Linked DNA regions of Homo sapiens: region 2 is linked to region 1. A link is an interaction called in ENCODE POLR2A ChIA-PET data of the cell type or tissue named here. Cell type or tissue: Panc1. All regions are shown on one strand. Links, peaks and the distances in the headings refer to the core of each region. The heading gives the core; the rest is flanking DNA.

The links. ChIA-PET counts read pairs that join two places held together with the same protein. Peaks named below come from ENCODE experiments on the same cell type or tissue, not always from the same donor. Only the 100,000 strongest peaks of a DNase experiment are listed, where the experiment ranks them.
Region 2: POLR2A ChIA-PET joins it to region 1 with 6 read pairs; 1 of 35 experiments calls an interaction of 5 or more read pairs at or near these places.

What each region holds. Positions count from the first base shown.
Region 1 is chr6:55,773,643-55,781,442 of GRCh38, reverse strand. BMP5 (bone morphogenetic protein 5) reads left to right here. Exons shown (of 7, transcript NM_021073.4): 4 at 7,200-7,394. Among named protein-coding and RNA genes, the nearest start is that of BMP5, 98 kb to the left of the region's middle. RefSeq lists an enhancer at 6,435-6,978. In Panc1, for the core only: no CTCF peak of the experiment used is centred there; no DNase peak of the experiment used is centred there; H3K27ac peaks cover 4,000 bases.
Region 2 is chr6:55,894,750-55,902,549 of GRCh38, reverse strand. No RefSeq gene overlaps it. Among named protein-coding and RNA genes, the nearest start is that of BMP5, 23 kb to the right of the region's middle. In Panc1, for the core only: no CTCF peak of the experiment used is centred there; no DNase peak of the experiment used is centred there; H3K27ac peaks cover 1,789 bases.

The sequences.
Region 1 (7,800 bases), core at 2,379-6,378:
TTTTTGTCATTGATGTTGTAACACAAAGAAAGAGTTTTTAAAGTTTTTGGTTGATTTCTGCTGAAATTCTGCTTCCCTATAGTTTTACTAAAATCCCCCAGGCTTCTGAAGGAAAAGATTCTTTCATTTAAGATATGTATAATTTTTATTTTAAAAAGTCACATAATAACTGGAGAAGAAGAAGAAAAATAATTCACTGTTCTCATGATTTTGTGAAAAGAATGTTTCTACTTTCTTAAAATAAATGAGGGCTATAAGACCAACTGCTAACCAATCTTTTTGGGGCATGTGACAGATGATGTCTGTAAAGTTCATAGGACCTCAGGGGAAAGGTGCTATATATAAAGACAAGAGCTATTAAAAAGTAAGTGCTTTTGTGGAGGTAAACTACAATCCCTAGCGTGAGATTCATATTTCTAGCGGCTGAAAATAGGGACCAAGTAAAACACATTTGTTGGGCTTGTCATGCCCGAGACAGCAAGCCCCTCATTTCAGAGTGATGTCCCATGGAAGGAAACTAATCATTTTCCATCACCTCAGTCCTGCCCTCCATGCAATAAAACATTTCAGCATTCTGGACAGCTTCCACAACTGGGCACAAACCTCTGGCCATGCTGCTTTACAGTTCTCAGCTTCTCTGTCCTCAGGCCCTACTTCCTGGACCCTCATGAGCTTGGGTTCTCAAGGGTTTGTGTTTCTCCCCCTGCATGACTTTAGTTATCCTGCCAATGTTTCTGACCAAATATCCCGTTTCTTTTCTAAGCCCCGTCACTTTATCAAACTGTGGGGCACGACAGTATCTTCTGCAAAATTTTTAGAAAGAATGTCAACACTTTAAAAAATCTCTATCCCCTTTAAACTTCTTTATCCCTAACATACCCAAATCATATAGAAAAATGGATTTCTTCTACTGCTATATGTTACCAGGAGTTGTAACCACGTTTCTTTCTTTCTTTCTTTCTTTCTTTCTTTTTTTTTTTTTTTTTAGTAGTGATGGGGTTTCACTGTGTTAACCAGAATGGTCTCGATCTTCTGACCTTGTGATTGGCCCACCTTGGCCTCCCAAAGTGCTGGGATTACAGGCGTGAGCCACCATTCCTGGCCATAAGCACGTTTCTTATCCACAGAAAACTCTCAACTCATAGTTCATATCAGTGTGTCAGGGTACTGCTACTAATAATAGCCCTTCCTGGATTTCATTTTTCCAGTCCGTCTTTTTTTTCCCCTTTACTTATGAGCCACAGAATCCTATGCTTGTTTGTACATATTATTACATTTGTCCCTTCCTTTGATTTTCACACATTACCAATAATATATAATTATCAATATATAATACTGGCAAAGTGGCTTTTTTTTTAGATTACTCTTTTAAATGTCAGTAAAAAGAAGAGAAGAGAAAAGTCCAGCCAAGGTATTGTACGCCAAACCTCATTTGTTAAACAGAACCCCAGAATTACTGTGAAGAATCACTCAAAAATCTTATCCTGTTCTCTACAGTTAAAAGAAAATTTTAATACTTAAAAAATAGTTTAAAATCCCAACTTTTCCTTATTTTTGTTTGAATTTATAAAGCAATGTAAACCATTTGAAAAACAAGAAAGTAATAAGGAGGAACGCTAAATTTCTGTTTGTGATACTTCAAGTCTGTATACTTAACTCTGGCAACAGGTCTGCGCTTTTACAATAAAACTACAAAAGATGCAAATTTTTCATCAAAGTATAACAAAGTTGAAATTTGTAGCTAGATTACAATATACTTAATTTAAGATTATAGTAAATTTAAGTATATATAGAATTTAAGTAGACAAGATTCTATCTTCCTCACATTCCTTAAAATCTCATATAAAAATGATTTATTCTGTATGCTGGGTGGTGAATTCTGTACGTTTTAAATGATCAGTTTCTAAAAAGGGTAGAATTCTAGTATAATTTAGAGTCATATAATCCATAATTTCACAGTACCAGAATCAAAGTTAATCACAGGTTGAAAATAAGTGAAGATCAGATAGATGTGTGGATGGGAGATAATACACTGATTTGACTACTGCTAAGGAGTCCATAACGGATACTGCAAGAGCCATTTTTGAAATGAAGAAAAGATAATTTGTGCACAAGTTCCATCACAGGTGTTTTGGGTTAAGCAGTCAATTACCGTGGGTTTAGAGGAGAAAAAAACGAACTGGAATGTATGCTAACATCTCAAAGTGATATCAACGTTTAGACTCTGATAAATCCTCAAATGAATGTTTTTCAAACTGTGTATCCTAGAGGGAAACTCAATGATCATATTTGGAACCACTTATCCTTATAACATCAACATGTGTCTGAAGAGCTGTTTTATGTCAGAATCTCCTTTAATAACTCTGTTTTGAAAGAAATAAACATTTTGAAAATCATATTTTCCAAAAGGAGTGGTCTGAAATACAAAACCGGTGAGTCTGGGATAGAGCTTTGGTTTGCCAGTCTACCTTCCCTGTGACTATAAATTTGAAATAGTTTCAGTTGTGTTCTTAGGCAAATGTGACCACAATACACTAACCTCAGTACTTATATGAAGTCATTTGGGTTAGAGTAGCAGATCTAGAAGGATTGAATCTCCAGCCCCAATTATGACAAAATTTAGTAGTTCAGCGCTCCAGCCTCATCTACATCCTTCTTGATCTCTTTATGAATAGAATAATAATTTCTTAGAAGATATCAGTCCAATCCTATCTTTGTTCACTGAGTTAATAAAACTGTAAAATAATATACCCATATATTTGCTGCTCAAATTGTTTCTTTATGATTCTGGTACAATAATTTTGAGGAGAAAATAAGATGGACAAGGTATAAATATTTCTTAAAAAACTTTTCACGAGCAAATATTTAATATTTTTGTTTGTTTTTTGTTTTGTTTTGTTTTTGTAAATACAAAAAGACAATATCTATGTCAATAACAAACTCTGGATGCCTACAGTTATAGTCATTACCACTTTCATTTCATAATCCAAGTATTATATGATACCCAAACCTGAAATAATTAGGAATAAACAATGTTTCTTTGGGTCTAACTGCCACCAGCAAGATCACTGAAATGTTGGCACATCCTTCAAGAACCCTTTCAATCTCCTCTCTGCTGTCTCTTCTTCCCTCCCATTTGTGTGTTTAAGCTTGAACAGCTTCCAGCAACCAAGCTTTTTACCTCCTATTACCACCCCATCCATTTAGCAGATCACATCCCTACCCTCTTTCCAGTGTCCACATCAAGACATGGATATCATACAAGGGAATTTTTCTCTTGCAATTGGAGCCACTTTATCCCATTACTGGCATTGTCTCTTGCTTTGCTTTGGTATAGTTATTGATGCACATTAAAACTCCCAGTGTTGTCAGATTGCTGCTCCGCTCAGCTTTGAGCTGGTACTACTCTTTGAAGTCAATGCTGATGACTAATACAGAAGATAATTTCGGAGATCATTCTGTTGCTGCCATCCTGACCCAATGTGGAACTGCTCAGAAGCCATTCTTCTCATATAGAGAGAATCTTTGTTCACCACTTCTGCCAGTCTGTTAACTAAGTTCCAAAGTAGTGCTACCTTGTCTTCCCAGTATTTTAGAGACTTTGGGTAAAAGGGATGTATTAGATTTTCTTTGATTCCCTTTCTTTCTAGGAGTTAAACATGCATCTATTGAAGCTGTGCCAGAAGTAACTCTGAGTTATAGACTTAAAAAAATATCACTGCAGCTCATCTTTTTCTTAAGATGACTTCTTGCCCACAAAATTGCTCAATCTTCTTTAAATATATGCCTGGCGAATCAAATCTATCACTGTTCTAGCTATGCCTGGATGTGTCTGAATCCTAAGGTGACTAAGCTTGGGCTCAAGCTGGTATCCTTACCATACTTTATTTTAATGTTCTTTTTGTTACCTCACCCCCATTTTCATTTCCACTGTATATTCAATGCTTCATCTTTATGTATGTTTTTAAACTAGAAACTACTCTAAAACAAGAATCAGCTTTGAAAATTAAATCCATGTTGATACACACATGTAAAGGTAATGTGTTTCTAAATCAAAATGCTTTAGGTAGGCTTCTTCAGTTATATATTTGCAATATCTAAAACATACTGTATGTTTAATAATATCATTTAAAAAGTTCAAATAAAGTTTTATAAAGAATTTACTTTTTTTTTAATACATACGGTGTAGTCTGGGTTTCTCTCAGTACTTCTACTAAAATAACTATTCAGTCTTTGAAAAGGTTTAGTCAACATAATCAATATAAGTGTATTGTTTCTGAAATACTAGGTCAAATAGTTAATGCATCTATGGTGTAGCTCAAGACCAAGGGTAACTGAGCAAGCATTAACTTGTGGAATCTTAATAGTCACTCCATTGCTGAAGTAAAAAGGAAACCAAGAGGAAACTTAATAATATTAAAAGTTATTTTAAAGGGAGTTCACATTGGTTTGGAGGGTACTTTGCTTCAAATACAATATCCACCTTTGTAAAACCCAAGAAACCCGTATTTGTAACATACACACATCTTTTCAGTTTTTAGAACATAAATCTTCAGATCCGTATTATTTCTCCACAGATAAAAATTAAAATATTGAAAGTCTTTGGAATAATAACAAAAGAAACCCCCTGGCAACCCAAAGGAAACTTGGAACTTCTTGTTAAGTGCTTATTTAACTATAAAAGAGTCAGTGTGTGTTGTAATGAATGGAAAATTGATTTTATTGTATTCCATTTATGAACATCTCTCAGCAACCTATTTCAGTATTAGAAAGATCATACATTAAAAATGATTTCTGCAGTCATCAATGTATACAAGTTAAAATTTAGCTCCTGTTAAATTAACACTTCATTAAAATATCAAAATAAAAGCTTCGTCAAATACTTTTTTATGTTGTACTCCAAGACAGAAAAAAAAAATGAAAAAATTTAAAGAACAGATTGCTAGTTATTCTATTCTATAACAGTTAAGTTTCTCAGTTCTTTTTTTTTTCTTTTGCTAAGCTCTCTGTCACTGGAAACATCTTAAACCAATTTCAAGTGCTACACCTGAATAAACATGTTGTAAAAGTGTTTATGTATTGAAGTGGGTCAGTTCAAGGTATGGTATTTGGCTGGAACTTCTAATTTCTCTTTTTACAGTGAAAGGGCTGCCAGAAGGAGGAAGTCTGAGCTGAATTAATACATTTGTTACAGTGGAAGTAGAATGGAAACTGCTCGGACCACAAATCAAACTGCCTCTTTCATTTATGCCAGTGATAGAGTTTTTCTAAAAAATATAGACTCTGGCATAGAGCCACTGTAAGTTTGCATTTAAAAGAGAAATCTATATGCTTATTTGTTTAAGGTTTACTGCTTTGATTATTTGTAAGTCCCTTCTCTTGTAGAACTCAGTATAGTGGCATTTGTGAGGCAGATGGCCATTTTAATACTTGTAGGAATTGGACAACTTTTCCCAGTAGGTTGTAAGACAACTGTGGAGGATACCTATGCTGTCTAAATTGATGCAGCCTTTTTTTTTTTTTCAACCAATACCTCCACATTTGAAGAACCCCTGTGTCCGTCCCTCTCAACAGCTGCACAACCTTATACGACACGGTCTCATTTTCTGACGGTCTTGTTCTCTGCACAATGGAAGTATACACAAAAGTTTTTATGCTGCCAAAATAAATTTTGTTAAGAGCAAGGGTTTATTTGCTAAAATGCCATTGATGCCATTTTGGGGACTTGCTTTCCTTTCCTTTCTTCTAAGGTGGGTCAGGTTTTATAATGGACTGAGGTTGCTCCACAGTCTTTACTGAATAAATATTTTAAGAAAACATGCACATCTCTCATGGGGCAAGCCAGAGTCAATCATGCACATATTTCAAACCACATTATATGTTACTCTTAAAAGATTGCTAACTTCTGTATCTAGAGTAGCAACTTTGCATAAGATATACATAATTCTTAACCAAATTTACAATTTAAGGTTAAATATCATCTTTGAATGATTTTCATTGAACCAGATATCAATGGTTTTCTTTTTCACATATATATAAAATATAATTTTCAGTGATTATTTTAAATTAGAAGAGCCTAATAAAAACTACTAAAAGAGGATACTATTAATACCTAACTGTAGGGCATTTGTGGAATCCAATTAAATAATGCATGGAAACTACTTAGAAAGATGCCTAGCACAGCAACCACTCCAAAGTGATTTGACATAGTTTTAAGTATTATTATTACTACCCACATGGGAGAGGTACTTTATCAACTTTATCTCTAGGGCACCTTGACTTTTAACTCACTCCTATATTGGTACTTGTTGTGTCCCTTTTCACTGATATATAACCACATCAAAGAACACATAAGGGTCTGAGACACAGGCTAGTTTATAGGCAAATTTGAGTCTTGAAGCTCACTTGGATTGTTTATTCTTCTTTCTGAGAGTCTCCAGGCTTGGTTTGCCTCTTCTGAATTCCTTTCAGTAAACATTTAGGTGTGTCAAAACTCAGAAGGGGAGGAATTCCAAAATTTCTATGTTTATTTCACAATACTTCATATTGATAATTATCAGGTTGGTGCAAAGGTAATTGCAGTTTTTGCCACTACTTTTAATAACTGCGGCTTAAAGCAGACCTCCATCCCCAGACTAGGCTTCCAGAATGACTTGTGAAGAACTTTAAGTGTAGTGCAGCTTAGTAAAGGTTGCTGGGCACTGGCCAGAAGTGAAGGTGGAAAGGCTATCACCACTAATTAACACTTGAAAGGCTTCGAATAGGCTGGAGAAAGTAGAAACACCCTGCCAAGTATTCGGCTTTTATAACTTAAAGGAAAATTACAGGGCATTTAGTGCCGAAGAGCCCATAGCTAATATTTTTTTAAATTGTTATTTAATGTGGACATTTCCAGGCGAATGAGTAGTCAAATCTTCCAATTTATAGTATTCTTGACTTCAAGGTCTGAGAAGCTCTCAGTGAGTGAAAGCAGCTGGAGGGTATTCTGTGGTGGAAGAATGATGCAAGATGTAACACCATAGATGGATAATTGTCTGTAATAGTAAGCCTCAATATTTATAAGAATCTTGGCCTGTAAGGAAGGCATTCTGATAATGTTTTAAAACTTTTCCCCTTTTCAAAGTACCCTCAGAATTCATTCACATCAGGTAATTGTTCTTTCTTTTTCATAAACCAAGTGCTTTTGTATTACGTTCTAGGACGCAGTATCAACGTAAAATCTGCTGGTCTTGTGGGAAGACAGGGACCTCAGTCAAAACAACCATTCATGGTGGCCTTCTTCAAGGCGAGTGAGGTACTTCTTCGATCCGTGAGAGCAGCCAACAAACGAAAAAATCAAAACCGCAATAAATCCAGCTCTCATCAGGACTCCTCCAGAATGTCCAGTGTTGGAGGTAAGAATAAACCCGAGCAGCAGTTATGCACAGAGAGTTATGGGGTCGTATGCTGCAAATCAAGTAGCCACAATAAATTTACCCTCTATGTATACCTTCGGATGGTACATTAAATCTTCCAGTGATGTTTCTAGCATCCCAGAATGTTTCATCAGTGAATCACTCAGTAATTCATTTTAAAATACATATGAGTTGCCTTCATATGTTGAAAGATTCAGTTCAAATTAAAGTCAAGATGACAGTAATAAAATTATGAAATGGCTAATCAACACAATCTAGCCAGAACTGAGCTACATGACTTGCTGAGCTAACTTCCTCAGGGCCTTTCAAAAATGGATGGTCAACCAGGTAAATTAAATGTAAAATCCTTTCTTTCGTACTTAAGTCAATACATGTGAATTATGCT
Region 2 (7,800 bases), core at 1,677-5,676, 120 kb before region 1:
GTCAATAAAACATGTTTTGGAGCATGGTCAATGGATCAGAGACCTGGGTTCAGTTCTGTGTCTGCCAAGTAATATGTGTATGACCTTGTATAAGTTATTAAACATTGTTTTATCTAACAAGTATTTTTGAAAAAAATTATGCCTTTTATTTTTAAATTAATATTAAAATTTAAAATTGTATTGACTATATACATTTTAGAACCTGGGTTACATTATTAAATCAAAAGAAATGATATCTAACTAATAGAATTATAGCAAGGAGAAATGAAGTTATATACGCAAAACACTTGACTTAGTGCTTGGCACATAACAGGAGTCAATAAATTATAGCTCTCCTACAGTTCTCCTCTCTCAGAGTTATCAAGCTGCTAAATTCCTGGGCCAGGACCAGTATCTTATTCTTTATGTATCACAGTATTTTATAACAATTTCTAGCATTAAACTGGCTAGGACAGAAATAACGTAAGTCCATCATAAAGTAACTCCTAGTTAAAGTTTTACACTTTTTCCATTTTATTTTTTATGTAGGGTGAAAATCGTTATTTCATCCAGGAAGTAACTGATTAACCATGAGCCTGATTCTCTCCTTTCAGATAAAATTTTAAAGGGAAAGACACTCAAGATGTGATGTAACCATTACTAGCACTAGTTTTCTCAGAACACTACAGAATAATTTGTAAACTTAGAAAATGTTGACAAAAGTAAACAAGAAGAGTACAACACATGTTGATTCATAACAATATTAGGCAGCTCTAATCTGTCAATAAACAAAGACAAGGAAACAGTTCCATTATTTTTGACAACTTATAAATAACTAAGGTCAGGTCCAAACACCTAAGCACTGAATTCAAGTTCCAGTCTGCTTTTCATTTTCTTCTATTTTTTTTTTATGAAGTGCACCCAGACTTGAACATTTGCTCCTCCATGAACATATTACACAGCTGATGCTTTTGAAATTATACTCCTACGATGCATTGTGTCAGGATTTCCACCTCCTGGCCAGCGCGGGCCTATTCTCTATCATCTTTCAAATCTTAACTTAGGGCCTACAACCTCTTCTTTTCTGTTTCTCTTTAGCTATCTTAATTTTTAATATTTTGACAGCAATTACATCTGTATCTGTAGTATAGCATTTCTTTTAGTCTGTCTTTTCTTATGACTTTTTAAAATAGAAAACTTGGGTTGTTAAATAACATTTAAAGACATTGAATCATTAGTTAATCTTTACACAAAGAAAACATCAGATCTAGGCAATTTTATAAATGAGTTCTACAAACTTTTAAAGGTATAGATGATTTTGGTCGTAAAAAAATTCCTAGGCAGTAGAAAACTACAGAATAGATTTTTTTTGCAATACTAAAGTAACTTCATATCAAAATTAGATAGATGGAGTAAAATAAAAATAACAGGCCCGTCTACTCATGAACATAGAGGGAAAAACACTTAAGCAAAATAGTAGCAAACTGAATTTAGATAACATACCAAATATTAAATTCTTGTATTCTAGTTTCAAGTTTGGCTTGACATTAGAAAGTATATTAATAAATTTGCTACATTAACAGATTAAGGAATGAAAAAATTTCAGATGTTCTTAATAGAAGTTCATCATTTGATAAGAATAAAAATTCATTGTTGATGAAAAAACATTACAAGTTAAGGATAATAGACAGCACATACTAACAATCTAGAGCAAATGTTATACTTAATAGAAAAATGTCAGATACGCTTTTTTTTAATCAAGAATAAGGAGGATATTCAATATTACTCTTTATATTTGACATTATTTGGGACCTCCAGGTCCTAACGGTACTTAAGTATACTTGATAATTACCACTGGAAGGGCTCAGAGGACCACATGTTCCTTCCAGAATCTGGTAACTAGGGTATGGTAGAGTAGGCAAGGTGGACATGCCCAACTTTACTGTGTTGAGTATCTTTTCTTTTCTCAGTCTCCACATGGATGTCAAATATCTAGAACTTTGCTGTGCATTATGATAATCTCTGTGTTACAAGTCTGAATTCAAATATGGCTACTCTGGATTGAAAAGCACTATAAGCATAAAATACAACACTGGATTTGAAAGACAGTATAAAAATGCAAACTATATAAATAACTTTTGATAACATGTTTACATGCTAATATGTTGGATATATGGGCTTAAATATTACTAAAATGAAAATTAGTTTTACTGGTTTCATTGTACATTAAAAAAATGTGGCTACCAGAAAATTTAAAATTACATTTGTGGCTCTGATGAGTGGAATTATTATTTCTAGTGAACAGCTCTGATTTGTGGTAAATCTGAGCTGAAGAGCATTAGTGCAGGGTGTAAGGGGTGGAGACAGCATAAATGCTGGCAGGGTGGAGGAGAAGGAGGAGGAGGAGGAGATGACCTGGCTCTTCCTGCGCACTAGGCCATAGCCATCATGCTTGGGAGACTCAAGCTCCACAGGCTGAGGAGCCAGAGCTGAAGACCTTGGAGTTATCCCAGAGAAGATTTCCAGCTCTGGTCTGTAGAGGCAGAGGCGCTGCAGAGATGGCTCTCTGAGACAACAGTCAGTCCATAACGGCAGTGGGGCCATGAGTGATTTCTGCTGGCTTCCCTGGACATGTTCAGCTTAGGGCTGGATCTTTGAGGCTGGGTGATAATCTCAGGCTATCATCAATTTTTCTGCCTCTCCTGTTAGACTTCAAGATTCTTGAGGAGGTCCTGTGGCTTACCTTTTTCCTATCTCTTACTATATAACAACAAACTGTTTTGAATAGAAAACAAGCTCCAGACTTACTTGTTAATTCAAACGGGAATTATTTCTTAGTTCAAAAGCTTTCCATGGGACCATTATTCTTAACTTCATTCACTACTAGACCCCTTCAGGATAATAAGCACGCAGGACCCGTTACCTCTCTAGCACTGGCCAGAAGGTAAAGAATTCTTTCAAGGTGCATAGCTTCATAGTATTTTTAAAGTATGTTGGAGACTCTACTATTAGTATCATTATCATTTGTGTATAATGATTTTTTTTTTGAGATGGAGTCTCACTCTGTCACCAGGCTGGAGTGCAGTGGCACAGTCTCAACTCACTGCAACCTCCGACTCCCTGGTTCAAGCGATTCTCCTGCCTCAGCCTCCCGAGTAGCTGGGACTACAGATATGTGCCACCATGCCTGGCTAATTTTTGTATTTTTAGTAAAGATGGGATTTTACCACGTTGGCCAGGATGGTCTTGATCTCCTGACCTCATGATCCACCTGCCTTGGCCTCCCAAAGTGCTGGGATTACAGGCATAAGCCACCGTGCCTGGTCATGAATTCATTTTTAAATGGATTTTTATAACCCTGATTAAGAAGTCTTAATATATGATCTATGAATGTCTCAGTTTACTGAATAGACAGTAAAATAATTCTGTCTCACTCTTTTGCACCTCCTTTTTTTTTTTTTGACCTTTCTTGCACTAACATTACTAACAAACAGATTCATATCTTTACTGGTGTTGTTGAACATCTACTATGTAAAGTTTTGTGATGGCTAAAAGATACACAAGACATATTCTCTATCTTCAAGTTGTTTACTGTCTCACAGAAGATTTAAAGACACCAGTAACTTTAACACAAACAGCATAAGAGGGTGATGGAGCTCTAAAAATTCAGGACTGTCACATTGACCAGGAAAGAGGGATCTCTGTCACCCGAGGAGATTAAAGCAAATATCATTGTTGAGATGACTTCCAGAGTGAGTCTTAGATGATAAGTGGAATTTGGATAGTGGAAAAAGTGAAGAGGGCATTATCTCTAGGCATAAGAAATGGCATGAACAATGGTAGAGTCTTCTAAAAATGAGGTTTATGGCTGTTGAGCTGAGCAACAATTTGAGATTCTTTTTTGTTTTCTCTCCATAAATAAGAGTAGTGTTTAGTTTATCTGATAGGAAATAGGAAAGTACCAAAAACAATGAAGATGTGTGACATGATCCAAGCAGTACTTTAGTAATTAAGAGTGTTGTGCAAGGTGACTTAAGGAAGAATCAAAAGACGTTATACTTCATGGGAGTCATAATAGAAGAATGAAAGAAATGTAAACGTCTACAGGGAAAAAATTCAAAGCATTTAGCAACTGATGTTGATATAGGTTATGTATTGAAGAGAAGAGTATAACCAAATATCTGTTTGAGACTAACAAACCGACTAGTGAAAAAGTTATGTTTTTCAATTTTAAATGCAACCAACTATTCAGAATTTCACTCTAATTTTGTCTTTAGTAGCAAACCTATCTCTCCCTTTCCTTTTACTCTTCTAATTTTTTATAAAATATTTCTTTATTATTTTCATTATTTTCATTATTTTGCTTTCCATACCCTTTGAAATCTGGCTTCCATCTACACCCCTCCACCAAAACTTTTTAGGCAAAGGTCTTTGATGATGATCTCTTTGTGGCTTAATAGGCTAGATTTCTATTCCTTATCTTTACTTCACTAACTATTTGATAATGGTAATTAATTAATCATTTTCAACTCTCTCCTATCTTGGTTTCTGTGACACCATTATCTCTTAGTTTCTTTTCCTACATATTTGGTTATTTAAAGAACAATGCTTCCTTAACCCATTTCATATATGTTGGAGTTTCCTAACTTTCTATTTTCAGCCTTTACATCTTATAATTCTACACATGCATTCCCATAGTTTCAACCTTAATTTCCAATGTTTTTTAAACAAATATTTATTGAGTATCTGTCTTTACCAGACATTTTGTTGATGAATCCCAAAATCATCATTTCTATTTCACCTTTTCCTCCTGAGCTCTAGATCCCAGATGTCCATCTGCCTACTTGAGTTAATCTCCTGACTGTAATCGAAGCCCTGCAAAGATAACATTCTCTGTCCCGACCCCTCCTCAGACTAAGTCTTACTCTTCTATCTTTTTTCTTAGTGAACTGTAATAACATTTATCCAGTTGACCCAATTAGAATCCCAAGAGCTCTGCTTGACTCTGCATTTCAGTAGATGACAGCATGGACAGTTGCCAATGGCCAGAGACCAGATGTCTTTCTTTCATGAATTACCCCCTGAAGAGAAACAGGAGTAGAAGGACAGAAAATCTTGCATAGAAAGCATTTGAATTTGAAATAACTGTTTTTCCATAGAATTGGCTAAAGAATTATAATGGAGATTCAAAATTGAGGTTGAAGTGCATTTTAGAAAAAGTATGTTAAAATTTTGCTCACCTGAATGCACAGCTTAAAAATATGACTTAAATTTGTTCAATTACAGTATACTTCTAAACGTTTTTCAGAAGTTCCTTATAACTTTTAGGATAAAGTCCAAAAACTATAGCACTGGATCCAAAGCTCTTTACAATCAGATTCATGCTTGCCTCTCCAGCCTCATCTCTGGCTACAAGCATCCTTGCATTCTACCTTTGAATAAGCATGGTTTTTCTGACCTCTATATTTGCTCTTACATTTTCTTAGCATATTTGTTAGCCAATATTCACTTGAGTAATTCTTATTCATTAGTTCATCCATAAACATTACAGAACATCTAACAATGTGCCTAGTATTGTTTAGTTCTGAATCCCAAAGATGAAAAAGCCAAAATCCTTGCTCTCAAGGAACTCATTATCTGTTGGAAGAGGCAGACACAAGAGATAAGTTTATTGATAGGACATTGATAGAGATGTATCACAGATGGTGTCTCTGGAATTGAGGGAAAGGTCTTGAAAGACTTCATGACAGAAGTGAACTTATGTGCTATGGTTTGAATGTTTGTGTTCCCTCCAAAATTTTTATTGAAACATAACCCCCAATGCTACAATATTAAAAGGTAGGGCCTTTAGGTGATAATTAGGTAATGAGGGCCTTGCCCTCATAAATGAATTAGTGCCCTCTAAAAGGACCTGAGAGGGCAAATTTATCCTTTCTATCCCTTTCACCATGTGAGGACGCAGTATTCATCCCTGTCCGAGAATGCAATAAGATGTTATTCTTGGAAACTGAAAGTAGCCCTCACCAGACAGAAACTGCCAGCACCTTGATCTTGGACTTTCATCCTCCAGAACTGTGAGAAATAAATCTCTATTATTTGTCAATTACTCAGCTTCAAGTATTTTGTCATAGCAGCACAAATGGACTAAGACTATGAGAACAGCCATGTACTTTCCCAAGTTTTTAATGACTAAGGAGTGCTTTCCTATGTTTAAAATAAATCTTTCTCTGTAGTTGATTTTAGTTCTTTCCATTAGGGGACAAATCAATGATATCCTAAATCAGTGCCAAAGTTTAAAGTGAGGAGCTTTGGAATGATAAAATGGTTTTGCTCATAACCTAACCCTGCCAAAACAGGATTTTCAGGTGAGGTCAGACACTTCATCTTTGAAAAACAGTTCTGGAGATCACTGTGATACACATGCAAGGTTGAATACTGTTGTTAAATAATAGCTGGCAAGCACACAAAGAAAAAACAAACAAGAACTCTGCTAGTGATTTACGTTTGTTCAGGACTTAGCTTAGATAGCATCCTTTCAGAAATTTGTTTTGTATTGTCGTAAGTCTGGGATAAACACCTGCGGAAATCTGGGTTTAGCTCTATTAAAATACACTAAATTCTATATTTCTGTCTTCTCCATTAGACCTGAGGATAAAAACTATATCTTTTATATTGGCATTAACAAGACACAGCGTAGTACCAGAAGCATAGAAAATGCTTAATTGACATTGACTATAATGTAGGGGATATGCATTATGGAATATAGGGGACTCAGGTTTTAAAGAGGGACCAATAAATTCTATTTTGTTCATATTGAGTCTAAGGTGCCATTGGTTTATTTAGTTTTGAATACCCAGTGAGCAACTAGAAATGTGGGACTTGAAGTTCAGAAATAAGTCAGGACTAGAGATGCTGGTTTGCTAATAATCTTCAACACAGTATTAGCTGAAGTTATGAAAAGTATGTATGTATCTATCTAAGCATAGGAGGATAAAGAATTAATAAAAAAGACACATCAAAGGCTTTTCTAAATATACAAAGGAAATAAGGAGAATCAGTGCCACATAACTCAAGAGAAGAAAAAATTTCACAGTGAATAATGGGTCAACATTGTTAAATATTATAACTACAGTATCAAGTGCTATTGAGGGTGGGGTGTGGTGGCTCATGCCTGTAATCCCAGTGCTTTGGGAAGATGAGGTAGGAGGATTGCTTGAGACTAGGAGTTTGAGACCAACCTGGACAACACAGTGATACTCTTTCTCTACAAAACATTTTTTAAAACTGTGGTTGGGATACACAAGAAAAGTTAAGGATAGAGAACATCCATTTTATATTATAACTAGGAGATGAGAGTTGACATGTAAGGAAATAGTTTCAGCTAAGTTGTGGGGACAATAACTTAATACTAGTAGATAACCAAATACGTAGTGATAAAATGGTGGAATTTTGGACAGGTGAGAAATTACATGATAACTTGATGGACTGACAGGTGAACACAAAAGTTTGCATTATATTGAAATATTGGAAAAGAAGGAGCAAATGACTGATAAAGGTGGGATGGTAGAAAATATTGAAAAAGGAATGACTGGTGAAGGATAAACTTTGGCAAGGCAGTATGGTATGGCGTTGCAACCACAGAGGGACATTGTGACGATTCGGGAGGCACCTCTTTGCATGACATAGAAGAGAAAAAGAAAATAGATACAGAATCATTTTGAGGTTGAAAGGGAATTAATTTTAGGTTTATTAAAACTTCCCAGGGCCGGGCACAGTGGCTCGCGCCTGTAATCCCAGCACTTTGGGAGGCTGAGGTGGGCA